4 separate regions of the Homo sapiens genome follow, and regions 2, 3 and 4 are each linked to region 1. A link is a contact called in ENCODE Hi-C or POLR2A ChIA-PET data. All regions are on one chromosome and are shown on one strand. Each heading gives the region's core, a stretch centred on a gene start or an enhancer-like site at or near the end of the contact. The rest is flanking DNA. Distances are from core to core; before and after follow the strand shown. Region 1 overlaps TBL1XR1 (TBL1X/Y related 1). Region 2 overlaps LINC00578 (long intergenic non-protein coding RNA 578). Region 3 overlaps LINC00578 (long intergenic non-protein coding RNA 578). Region 4 overlaps LINC00578 (long intergenic non-protein coding RNA 578).

Evidence for each region. Hi-C counts contacts between places; a loop is a spot of excess contacts on that map. ChIA-PET counts read pairs that join two places held with the same protein, here RNA polymerase II (POLR2A). Pooled maps may share reads with other maps.
Region 2: a loop to region 1 is called in a map of IMR-90, with 12 times the contacts of the local background. The contact joins two enhancer-like sites. A Hi-C loop is called at or near these places in 3 of 168 maps with a recorded cell type or tissue (Calu3, IMR-90 and gastrocnemius medialis) and 1 of 50 pooled maps. POLR2A ChIA-PET finds 5 or more read pairs at or near these places in 1 of 52 experiments (CD4-positive, alpha-beta T cell).
Region 3: a loop to region 1 is called in a map of Calu3, with 2.5 times the contacts of the local background. The contact joins two enhancer-like sites. A Hi-C loop is called at or near these places in 2 of 168 maps with a recorded cell type or tissue (Calu3 and HCT116) and 12 of 50 pooled maps.
Region 4: a loop to region 1 is called in a map of CD4-positive, alpha-beta memory T cell, with 3 times the contacts of the local background. The contact joins two enhancer-like sites. A Hi-C loop is called at or near these places in 3 of 168 maps with a recorded cell type or tissue (CD4-positive, alpha-beta memory T cell, Calu3 and naive thymus-derived CD4-positive, alpha-beta T cell), 6 of 37 single-sample maps with no recorded cell type and 12 of 50 pooled maps. POLR2A ChIA-PET finds 5 or more read pairs at or near these places in 3 of 52 experiments (CD8-positive, alpha-beta memory T cell, GM12878 and activated B cell).

The regions. Positions count from the first base shown.
Region 1 is chr3:177,049,618-177,052,372 of GRCh38, forward strand. It overlaps TBL1XR1 (TBL1X/Y related 1), which reads right to left. Exons shown (of 16, transcript NM_024665.7): 5 at 1,887-2,109; 6 at 861-993; 7 at 380-521. Among named protein-coding and RNA genes, the nearest start is that of TBL1XR1-AS1, 14 kb to the left of the region's middle. Within about 2 kb of position 1,359, at least 4 of the 41 ENCODE cell types and tissues checked have a DNase peak (open chromatin) inside an H3K27ac peak, as active enhancers do.
Region 2 is chr3:177,514,754-177,517,791 of GRCh38, forward strand. The region is part of intron 1 of LINC00578 (long intergenic non-protein coding RNA 578); the gene reads left to right. Among named protein-coding and RNA genes, the nearest start is that of LINC00578, 74 kb to the left of the region's middle. RefSeq lists an enhancer at 1,792-2,556. Within about 2 kb of position 1,683, at least 15 of the 41 ENCODE cell types and tissues checked have a DNase peak (open chromatin) inside an H3K27ac peak, as active enhancers do.
Region 3 is chr3:177,497,136-177,500,147 of GRCh38, forward strand. The region is part of intron 1 of LINC00578 (long intergenic non-protein coding RNA 578); the gene reads left to right. Among named protein-coding and RNA genes, the nearest start is that of LINC00578, 57 kb to the left of the region's middle. Within about 2 kb of position 1,261, at least 5 of the 41 ENCODE cell types and tissues checked have a DNase peak (open chromatin) inside an H3K27ac peak, as active enhancers do.
Region 4 is chr3:177,537,661-177,540,701 of GRCh38, forward strand. It overlaps LINC00578 (long intergenic non-protein coding RNA 578), which reads left to right. Exons shown (of 4, transcript NR_047568.1): 2 at 1,735-1,833. Among named protein-coding and RNA genes, the nearest start is that of LINC00578, 97 kb to the left of the region's middle. Within about 2 kb of position 1,536, at least 9 of the 41 ENCODE cell types and tissues checked have a DNase peak (open chromatin) inside an H3K27ac peak, as active enhancers do.

The sequences.
Region 1 (2,755 bases), core at 109-2,608:
GGACTCGGTTGTTATAGATTTAGTATGTTGTTTGTTATTATGGTAAGAATTTTCACCTATTATCTCAAATATTTAGGTACCATTTTCACACTTCTACTTGACATTTAAAGAAAATGAAGTACAGAGTAAAAAGTAACAATTTAACCAAGGATATGCTGTGGGATACACTGAAGAGCTGGATGTTGAACCTTGGTCTGACTAAGGCAAGTCTGTGTCCCACAGTGGGGGAGAGGGCTGGCAGGGGACGACTCCCGGTTTGTTGTTACTAGTTAATAAAACCCCAAATTCTGAACAAATAGACAAACCCTGCCGTGAGTATGAGGCTCTGAGGGTTAGGTATACTAGTAATTATATCCATCATGGATATAGTGATACTCACATTCCAATCTAGAGATGTGACATCCTTGTTGCTTGGAACATCTTGCCCTCCTTCTCGTATACAATGTCTAAGTACTAACTGTGTAGAGCCACTGGTGCTGTTCTCACTAAGATTCCATATTCTTGCTGTTGAGTCTCCAGACCTATAAAAGTATGCAATATATTTTAGATCCTCATGACATTCTCACGTATCAGAACAAGGCAACATATTTACATCTGAATATTAATAAGGCAAATAAAAACGACTATCACGAATTTTCATTTCCAGTATTTTTCCCATTCTACACGTTGGGACCCCCAAGCATTCTCGAAATAGTAAGTTTAATTAAAAATTCTACAATTACTTCATGAAGGAATAAAAAATTTACAGAGACAAAATGGCCACAACTAAGCAACAACAGAAAACCTGAATAATGCATATGTTTATAAAATGTTCAATAAGATATTTTTAAGTCATTTTAGTATCACTTTGAGAAACATACCCTGATGCTAGGAGATCACTAACAGGGTTCCAGGCACAGATAAAAACTTCAGATTCATGGCCCCGCAACACAACAGCTTTATTAGGAGGGATTTCAACATCCCCATCCACTTCCATCATATCAGTATGATTATCTGCATCGTGAAACACAAGTAAGCATTTCCAGTTAGGCAGTATTACAACATGGTGGATGGGTGATTTCTTAACTAGCAAATACCTTCCTTTATCGCACACAGTGTAACATTTTTCAATTATATCCAGTTAAGCTGAACATGACTACACAGTCTTAGTCACACAGAAAATAAATTCTTATCTTTAATTAAGTATTGACCACATACTTTTTTTTTAGAGGGGTGGGGGTGGGAGTGGGATGGGAGACTTTAAATGATTAGACCTAAACATGGATAAAACGATAAAATGGTTTGAATTAAATATAATGTCTATCAGTACTATTCTGAGTTTCTGCCAGTAGGGGTTGCTGATATCATTCATATAACATGAGTTGCCTTTTATCTCGATGTCAGAGCTCTATGGTTATTTGTTGATAACTAGTATTACAAATTTTATTTAGAAATCAAATGTAGATGTAAAAATTCATTTAACAATGGGAAAAGGGTTTCTAGATATTTTAAAAAGAAAATAAAAGTAAATCTAGCTTTTTGGAGCTTTAGGAATAAAAATCTGAATTGAACTGTGTGATACAAGTTAGGGAAACAAGTTGGTGCAAGTTAACAGATGAAATTATTTCAGCATAGAAGATGGGGCATTTCTTCTGAGAAAAAATTTTTAAAAATTCTTGTCTCCTGGGACCTTCCTGGGGGGTGGAGGGTGGGAGGAAGAGGAGGATCAGAAAAAATAACTATTGGGCACTAGGCTTAGTACCTGGGTGATGAAATAGTCTGTACAACAAACCCCTGTGATATGAGTTCATCTATATAACAAACCTGCACATGTACCCCGAATTAAAAGTTTAAAAAAATAAATAAATAAACCATGTAATTAAAAAAAAATTCTTGTCTGAGCTCACTTGCTATAGTATGTGCTCCATTCTCCTCCCCATTTGCTGTGTTTTCTCCATTTTTTGCAGATCCTTGTTGGCTGGCTGCAGCTGCGGCAGCTGCAGCAGCTGCTGCCTGTTGCTGTGCAAGCTTATCTCTATAAGCTTGTTGTCTTGTTTGTACTACATCAGGCATTACGGCATCTATCAGGGACAGAGACTCTATTGGTCGACCATCAAACAAGGTACCATCCTGGATTTGGAAAATTGTGAGAGAAGAAAAATCAAAGGCAATATTTAAAGTTATTTGTATTTATACAAAATCAGAAATGAAATGAAAATCTTCGTTCCTAAAAAAACATTTTTAGGAACTTTCTGAATTCATATAAGAAGTCCGGAGGGAATAAAGAAACTACAAGCAGCAACTGGAAATGACTGCTTACATTTTCCTTTTCATTTAATTCATACTATTATTACAGTATAGAGCTGTACAGATAGAGCTGAAATGAAAGAGATAATAAGATGTAGGCCGAGCTGATAAAAAGGCTTATTAATTAGATTCTGAAATTCTGTTAGTCAAAGCAACAAACAATATGGAATATAGTTCATATAATGATCAGAGGCCTGGTGCCCCATTATAGTAAATACATCTTTTAAAAAACTAAAAACTTTGAGCTGAAGAGTTTCTTGTGATTTGATTCAAATATTAAAGCAGAAACAGACTTCATGGGGCTATAGTGCTCTTGAATATTAGGGAGTTATTAAAATTTCCAAAGCTCTACTTATTGATATTAGGAAGTTCCTAATAAAGAGTTCTCCAAGTAAGCACAAGAAGAGACACAAACACAGAACAAGTCAGAAATACAAACAGTACAAATTAGCTGGGAACATGCATATGT
Region 2 (3,038 bases), core at 433-2,932, 470 kb after region 1:
AAGAGACCTATATTTCTGCACAAAGAAGGGTGAGGGTGGGTGGCGTGAGAATCTCCTTGGTGATGCTTTGTCTGGAAATTCCTCCTTCTTATTTGGCAACTTAGAGAAACTGGGAGGCAGGGATGTTGAGAGAAATATGACAGGGTAAGACCATTTGGGGCCCAGCAGATGTGCTCAATTGAAGTAGGACATTGCAACCCATGAGGTCAGTGACCTTGTAGCTATGCAGCCAGGGCATAGTTCCCTAGAGAATGACAAAGGCTTGAGATCTGTCCTTTAAGGATGGATGGTCAAAGGTGAAATGCAGCCTGGAGAATCCAGACTGGGAGTGCCACAGGAAGGGAGCACTATGGGTCAGCAAGGCCTGGGAGACAATGTGCTTGCCTGGAACCGGAGCTCAGCACAGGTAGATGCAGTGTATAAAGTGCGAGAGACAATCAGAGGAGGTGTGAGTTTCCCTCGGAGGATAGCAAGGAGGGGCTCTTTCAGCAGTATAAAGCAATGTATGAACTGTACAGGCAAAGAGACAAAGACAGATGGAATATACAAAAATATAACCCGTAAATAGCAACAGTGGTGGCAGGAACAACTAGAACAGTCAGCTCCATGCATTGGAAACTGAGCTTAAATAAATTCGGAAGGAATAAACTATTAGAAACATGGACTCCAGAGAAAAGATGGTGCAAAAAAACCCAAAAAACCAAAACCAAAACAAAAAAACCCCCCACAGAATAGATTATGTCTTAGCTTTATAATAGAATACTATGAAGTCATTGTAAAGAATACATAGATTTATTTGCTTTCCTATGAATGTCAGATATATACTAAGTGAAAACATTATGTCCCAGACAGTGTACTCTGATCAATTTGTGGGAAAAAACTGTATATATACATAGGTATGTGCATGAATATGTTTGTGTTTATATGCATTTATGTCTGTAATATTTTTCTATGCATATTTACATGTATGTGATATATGGCACATTTTTAGAAGTTTTTGTAAATCTTCTAGTAGTTTTAGGAAACAATTCAGAGAGGGTCAAGTTGAGATGGGGGAAAGATTAGAAGAGAATATGAAAACAGAAACTTTAACTTTATCTCCTTGTACACCGTTGGCATTTTTTTCTTTTTACACTAAGTGTATATTACTTTAGTAATGATAACAATGATGATGACGATGGCAATGGGCAACAATAAATCACAAAGCAGAACTAGTGTGTATGTGGCAACTTTGTTTCTGTTCTCATTAAAGGAAGCTAGAATAATTTAACAATTGCTTAGTGAGTGACCAGTAATTCACCTAGCTGTGTGTTACTCATTGAAATGTGCTATAGAGGGGACAAAATTAAAATCTGAGGATACTTAGGTATGCTATACCGTGTTTTCATCCCTCAGTGAATCCTTTCATGTCCAAAGTTCTGAGTGTACCCTCTCAGTCAGCACAACCAGAAATTCTTTGGCTGAGCTGACACTGGCTAACCTTGCTGCCGCGATGCACGTGTCCAGGTCGGGCCTGTTGATTCCGGCTGGGGTGTCTCTAGTCACAGAGGTTCCGGCCACACAGCTGGTGCCAGAACAAGGGTCTGGCTCTTCTGTTAATCAGCCTTACTGAAATGAGCTGCAAACACAACCGAATGCTTGAGCTGACCTATGATCCTTCTGATTCAGGAATGTCTCATTTAATGCATCAACGGGCTTGAGTCTCCCCTTCCAGTGTGGGAGAACATGAACTACTTACATATCTTCTTAGGCCGGAAGGAGGGAGGCATTTCTCAAAAGCTATTCCTGAATGTCTTCCTCTTGTGATTTTAAGGGAGGAGGAGGCTTGTGGGGGTGGGGGATGGATAACATTCTTCAGTTTCTGGCTGGGATGCCAGCCCAAAAATCTTTTATTTTTTTTTTCTGCACCATATGGATACAGGAAAAATATAAAGGATGTGTTCTTTGCCCTTGAGGAATTTATAATCTGGTTGGGGGGCAGCCAAACTGCTGCTGGGTAGCCTCAGATCGGGTGCAGCATGAGCTGGTGAGAGGCCGTGTGTGCTGTCCCAGCAGGCCCCAGCTGTTCCCTTTTCTCGGGGTCTCGGCCTGAGCTCCGCCTGGGGCTGCAGGTCAGTGGGCTGCAGGCAGGCACTGTCTCATTTCTTTTGTTTCATAGCATTGGTTTTGGCCACAGTCAGGAATTTTTCAAACTAAAAGCTTCTGGTGAACAGTCTCTGGTTCAAGTTCACAAGCCACATCATTAATCATGAATAAATGGTTGTAGAACACCCTTTCTCTTGCCAGGGAAAATACAGAGAGTTATAAACACACAAACAAATAAACACACAGCGCCCCCAACTAGAAAATTGATACCTTCTGTGGCCAGGGCATTTTCAGAATTGGAAGACTTTAGACACCACCAGGTTAAGCCCTGTCATTTCAGTTTAGGGACAGAGAAGTAAAGGCCCATGTTCCATCGATGAGAGATAATCTATTAAATAGCCCATATTTTCTGACTCCTCAACCAGTATTTTTTCCCATGGTAGAATTTGAGAATGCCTGTTAATGTGGACTGAGTTCATGTCATTCCACTGTATGTAAAATGAGAGGAGATGAATTTCTAAGTGATAGCTTCGTTTTTACTTTTTGATTAGGTGACTACCTAAAGGCAACATGAGCAGTAAGAAAATAAAAGTTTTTTTTTTTGTTTCGAGACAGAGTCTTGCTCTGTCTCCAGGCTGGACTGCAGTGGCACGATCTCCACTCCCTGCAACCTCCGCCTCCCGGGTTCAAGTGATTCCCCTGCCTCCTGAGTAGCTGGGACTATAGGTGCGCGCCACCACACCTGGCTAATTTTTTGTATTTTAGTAGAGACAGGGTTTCACCATGTTGACCAGGATGGTCTTGATCTCCTGACCTTGTGATCTGCCCGACTTGGCCTCCCGAAGTGCTGGGATTACAGGAGTGAGCCACCATGCCCAGCCAAAAAATTTTTTTTTGAGAAGGAGTCTTACTCACTGTCACCTAGGTTGAAGTGCAGTGGAGACATTTCAGCT
Region 3 (3,012 bases), core at 11-2,510, 450 kb after region 1:
GTAACTGGGTAATATAAAAACTGTCTGGTAATATTAATATATTAATATTAAGAACTTAATATTTTAAGTTCTTAAAATATGTATGACTATTGAAAGCAAAAGTTGTAACTTTTGGCTAGGCATAGTGTGGCTGGAAGCGGTGGCTCACGCCTGTAATCCCACACTTTGGGAAGCCGAGGCGCGTGGATCACCTAAGGTCAGGAGTTCAAGACCACTGTGGCCAACATGGTGAAACCCCATCTCTACTAAAAATACAAAAATTAGCCAGGTGTTGTGGCACATACCTGTAATCCCAGCTACTGGGGAGGCCAAGGCAGGAGAATCGTTTGAACCCTGGAAGGGGAGGTTGCAGAGGGCTGAGATCATGCCATGGCACTCCAGCCTGGAGGACAAGAGCTAGACTTCGTATATAAAAAAAAAAATTGTAACTTTGGTAGGGTTTCTCGGTATGTATATGCAAAGCATCTGACAGCTGTGACACAAACGGGAGAAGGCAAAGGGTTGCAGGACTTCCATGTTTTGCTTGTAGTGGTAAAATATTCCATCTAAATAGACTGTAAGAGGTTAGGTATGTATTTCATTATCCTTAGCGCAATCATAAAAAAACTATACAAATAGATATAGCCAAAACACCAACACATAAACTTAAGCGGAATACTAAAAAAAAATTCAAAAATAGTTAAATAAATTTTCTAGAATTGCAAAATATCGTCATTGAAATGGAAATGCAGTGCATGGTTTAATCAGCTGGTTAAAGACAGCTAAAGCAAAAAAATTTATAAACCGAAAGTTAGATATGAGAAAATTGCCGAAAATGCAGCACTGAGATAAAACAATCAATTGTATTGATAAGGAGAGACAAACATCTTTTGAAAGATTTCAGATTATATCTAAAGTGAAATAATTGATGAACAGTGTAATCATTTATCAGTTAATATTCAGTTTCATAAAAGTCAATTGACCATTCACATTAAAAAAATGTTGTAACATATTTGTTGACGCCTGCAGATTTAGACCCTCTGCTCAGGACCAGGTTTTACTTCTGCATCTGTGCATTCATATACCACTAGAAGGTGAAAACATGGTTTGGGGTCTGTTTTGAAGTATGAGGAGAAGTTGGTTAGGGTGCTTGCCAAAGTGCCCTCATCCTTGTGGGCACAAACATCCACTGCTACTGATTTGAAGAAAGTGGTTCTGTAATTTCTACATCCACCTGCTGCAAACTGCAAAATTCCTTGGCAACACTTTCAATTCCCTTAGCAACTCAAGGTGCATGAGTCACTAGGCTGAAAGTGGAGCTCAGCCAAATCTTGGTGGGATCATAGAAACCCGCTCCCTGCTTGCTTTCTCGAGGGAGCTTCCTACTGGGAAGCAGCAGAGGTGCCCCTGGGCCTGACAGTTCCCTGTGGACATGCGGAGGGAGGCTGTTCTTAAAATGTCACTGAAAACAGAATTTGGCAGCAATGGGGACTTAGCGATCAGCTCTACTTCACCTTAGAGAATAAGAATCAAGGTTGTGCAATATTAGTAGATTACATGCTAGTCAAATAATAACAGATCCTGTAGTAATAAATGTAACAACTTTACTATTTATCTGTCTAGGTACTGTCTTCTTTAATCCTTTCAACAGGTCTAAATGGCAGGCATGTTTATTCACATTTCACAGATGAGGAAACTGAGGCTCAAGAAAAGATGAAGTCAAAATTCTATCACAGACTTATCTAGCTCCAAGGCCTCTCTATTACCACTGTGCTGTCTCCTAGGTAATTCGCAGTATTATTGACGACTGTGGATGTGTGAATCGATAATGCTATCTATTCAAAGTGTATATGATATACACATATACACACCTATATAGGCACTTTTAAATTATATCCATAATGAAAGACGGCTTTGTTAGAGTGAGACATAACCCAATATGGAAACTCACCATTTTGTATGTCTTAGATTCACTTTGCTGGACATCTTCTTACTTAAGGGCCCCTTGCCTAGTGAAGGGGAGTCTATGACCAGCTTTAGAAAATAGGGTTAGGTTATCAAATGTCCATCAATGATAGACTGGATTAAGAAAATGTGGCACATATGCACCATGGAATACTATGCAGCCATAAAAAAGGATGAGTTCATGTCCTTTGCAGGGACATGCATGAAGCTGGAAACCATCACTCTAAGCAAACTATCACAAGGACAGGAAACCAAACACAGCATGTTCTCACTCATAGGTCGGAGTTGAACAGTGAGAACACATGGACACATGGTGGGGAACATCACACACCGTGGCCTGTCAGGGGGTGGGGGGCTGGGGGAGGGACAGCATTAGGAGAAATATGTAATGTAAATGACGAGTTGATGGGTGCAGTAAATGAACATGGCACATGTATACCTATGTAACAAACCTGCACGTTGTGCACACATACCCTAGAACTTAAAGTATAATAAAAAAAAAGAAAAAAAAAGAAAAAAAAGAAAATAGGGTTAGGTTATATTCACTACCCTTTCTGGTAGTTATAGTTTTGTTGGTCAAGCTTTTGGTATAGGCACTGGAAATTGTTATTGGTTTATTTGGGAATAAGTGAGTGTTAATTTTACACACACACATGCAAAATACATTATCATTATTTCAGATTTTACATAGCGAAATGAATCACCGGACAGCTGAGGTTATCTATTCACCCTAGAGCCTTCTCAAGAGCATGCCAGCAGATGATCATGAACCTATGAGTCCTCCAGAAAAAAACAGGCCCTGCTGGGGCTCAGCAGCTAGAGGATCAGGTCCTGGAAGGGCCTTATACGCAATCATAGAGCACAAGGATGCCTTCATAGTGTGTTTTAGGAGGTTCTGAGGTTCTGAAAGGCCTTCTTTGTGATACAACACATTTAATTAGACCAACATTTGCCATAACCAGTTTGTGTCCAGTAATGCGTCAGGCTCTGGATGTACAAAGATAAAGAAGTCAAAGTCCATGGCCTCTCAGCTTTCCCCATCCAGTTTGAAAGGAGGACAGGAAAGAA
Region 4 (3,041 bases), core at 286-2,785, 490 kb after region 1:
ACTAAGGTTTCAGTAGTGAAGCTTTGGATCAGCACAGGGGCAGTTGTCACCATTACTCTACTTTATAATCTTGTGGGGAGGGAGCTTAACCAGGACTATCATCTCAGCCTGGGATGACATGCTTTGAAAGTGCTCCAGTGTCACTTTGAGGAGGGTGGCCACCTGCAACCCAGACTAAGCAGTGTAGTTGCATTACTAAGAGGTGTGTTTGGAAGTCAGACAAACTTGCCTTCAAATACAGACACTTGCTTGTTACTTAACTTTTCTGAGTCTCCTCATTTGTAAAAAAAAAAAAAAAAAAAAACAAAAAAACACAAACAAACACCACCAAAAAACCAAAGAAAAAAAAGTAGGAGAGTGAGAATAATAGTTCTTGCCTTAAAGAGTTATTGTGAGAATCAAATGGGACAATGCAGGTAAAGACATTTAGCCTAGAGCCTTGTACCGAATATGCACATTTTAAATAGTAGCTTTCTATTATTTTGTGATTCTTCCCGCCCCTGCTGCATTCCCCAATGCCTCATCTACCAGCAATTTGTGTGCACACTCAGGGTCAGCAATTCTTGGCTTGGGATTGCAAAGAAGGGAAGTACAGCCCTTTTCTGCTGGCTTTGCCTGGGTTGACCTCCCAGCTTTGCTCCTTGGCCTGATTCAGGGTTGGCAGGCATAGATGGAAAAGAGCCATTGGTTGTTAGAATCGTCCAGCAGGAGATGAAGGGAGATCTCACCCTGCATTTTGTGTCTAAAACAATTGCTTAAATTTGTCATCTTAGGGACACATGTACATAGGTAAACACACGCATATACTGTACACATCCATGTGTACAGCTCAGATATTGTCTATAGGAGAACAAAATGTCTTGATGAAAATGAGTAATTCAGCTAATCACCCAGATGTTTTAGCTATATGTTGCCACACAGCTGGGTGATCTGAAACAGCTATCTGTTTGGTGACTTGCAGATAAAACATAGATAATAGAATCTCCCTCTTTTCCTCCAGTTTTTTGGCATCACTTAGATATAATCTAAATGATATGGCAACATATGGGAAAATCTCTCACATTCAAAAGCATGCAAGCAGCTAGCTAACGCTTTCTACTAAAAACTTTGCTTATAGGTATTTTGATGAATCTAGAATTCTCACAAAGCACATCATTTGAAAGAAATACGGCAGCAAAACAAACTGCTGCATTCAAAGCAGGGGTATTGAAAAGTGTCAGGCAAACATTTTTAACCTTGTGTTTGTGCTCGGTCTGGTCAAAATAGAATATATTTCCTTTTATGGAAGTGGTTTAAAAAGGGGTAAGAGACAAGATTTAGTGTTTGCAGGAAATCCTTTAGTTGTTTAAAAAGCTTCAAGGGTTCCATCTTTGGCATCCAGGTATTATTCTCATTAAGTTAGCATTTTAGGTTTCTGAAGTGTTTGGTTCAAGTGAAAAAGATTAATGTTATGCTTTGAAATTGATTACTATGGAAAGTCTTTGTACATTTGACTGTAAAGCAGAAATCAACTTGGACAGGAAGCAAAGCGGATGAACAGGAAGCTAAAGTAAATACCACAGTGACACGTGAGGGGTGGAAGGTGGTTAGTTTATTTTTTAAAGAGTTTTCAGACCATCAGTACATACGTTTCAGTTTCTAGATCCAAATCTCTAAGTGCTTTTCTCCAACTGGTGGGATGATTGAAATTAGAGAGTAAGACGAGAATTCACTGTGCTGGATTTTTCATTCCAGGTGCAGAGCTTTAAAGGATTATGGAGTCTGAAGACCAAATGGGATGATGGAGAACAGCTATTCAGTGGTACAAATGTAAATGCTCCCAGGCCCGGGCAGGTAATTTAAGTGAGTGAAGCAGGGCAAAGTGTAATTGTGTAAGCAGACATTTGCTGACTCCACATACCACTAGGGAACTATACTTTCCCCTGGCAGAAAGACAATCAGCTCCAGCCTATTATTGCGTACAGTAAGGCTAACCAAAGTGAGGGGCTACTCTAACTTTTCAGGAAAATCCAGCAGTCTTGATTTTTATGTAGTTTCCAAAATGTTTTTGTTATGGTTCATTTGGAGAGCAGCCTTTTGATCTCCAGTTTGCTACTTTTAATCTAGTCTAATCACACATCTTGCAGTTGTAGAAACCAGACCCAGAGAAGCTGAGCACCTTGCTTAAAGTCCTGCAGCAAAGGATAACACTGGGGCTCAAACCCAGTTCTCCTCCATCTTCTTCTCTGGCATTACCCTTCCACTGAGAGCACAGCATCCCGCCCACAGTGGGCTTCAGCAGGCTTTGTTAGAGGAAACCCATGGATTTTTGAAGGTTTTAATAAGTTAATGAAACTCTTTAATTAAATTAAGTAATTTAATTAAGGTGCTCTCCTGACTTTTTCCCTAAGATAATTATTTACTCAACCAATGTTTGTCATTGGTGCCTCTTTTAAAATGTTGTGTAACATTTTCATTGTTCTTTCATTCAGTTCAAGTTACTTTTCTTCATCTCTATATTTAATATATCCTCTTTGTTGATCAATGCTTCCAAATTCTCTTTACTTCACATATATCATTTGTCTAATTTCTGTGTTTGACTTTTTAAACTCAGTCACTCAGGGTCTGAAAGTGTCTTTAACTGGATCTATCTGTATTATATATTGCTATGCATTCATTGGAGGGAATAAAATACAAATTTGTAAATCTGAACATTATACTACATGGGGCCAATGGAGAGAGTCCATTTTACATGAAGAATGCCACTACTTTATCCCTAGAGAGTATGAGGAAGAGTTTCACCCATCTTTAGCCTCAGATCTTAGATTCAGTGCTTGTAAGAGAAGAAGCACTTATTCAAAGAAGCAGGTATATATACTCTGGTTGTGAATTCTTTCTGTGATTTCAAACAATATTTGGAAAAACTCATTTCTGAAGGCCTAAGGTGCAGGGAGACGAAAACTACTCTTGCGAGGATACAGTTGGTAACACCCATGAGGGTTCCATTTGCATCGACTCTTAGCCATAGCTGCACCATAGCACCAAATTAGGTAGGGACTGTG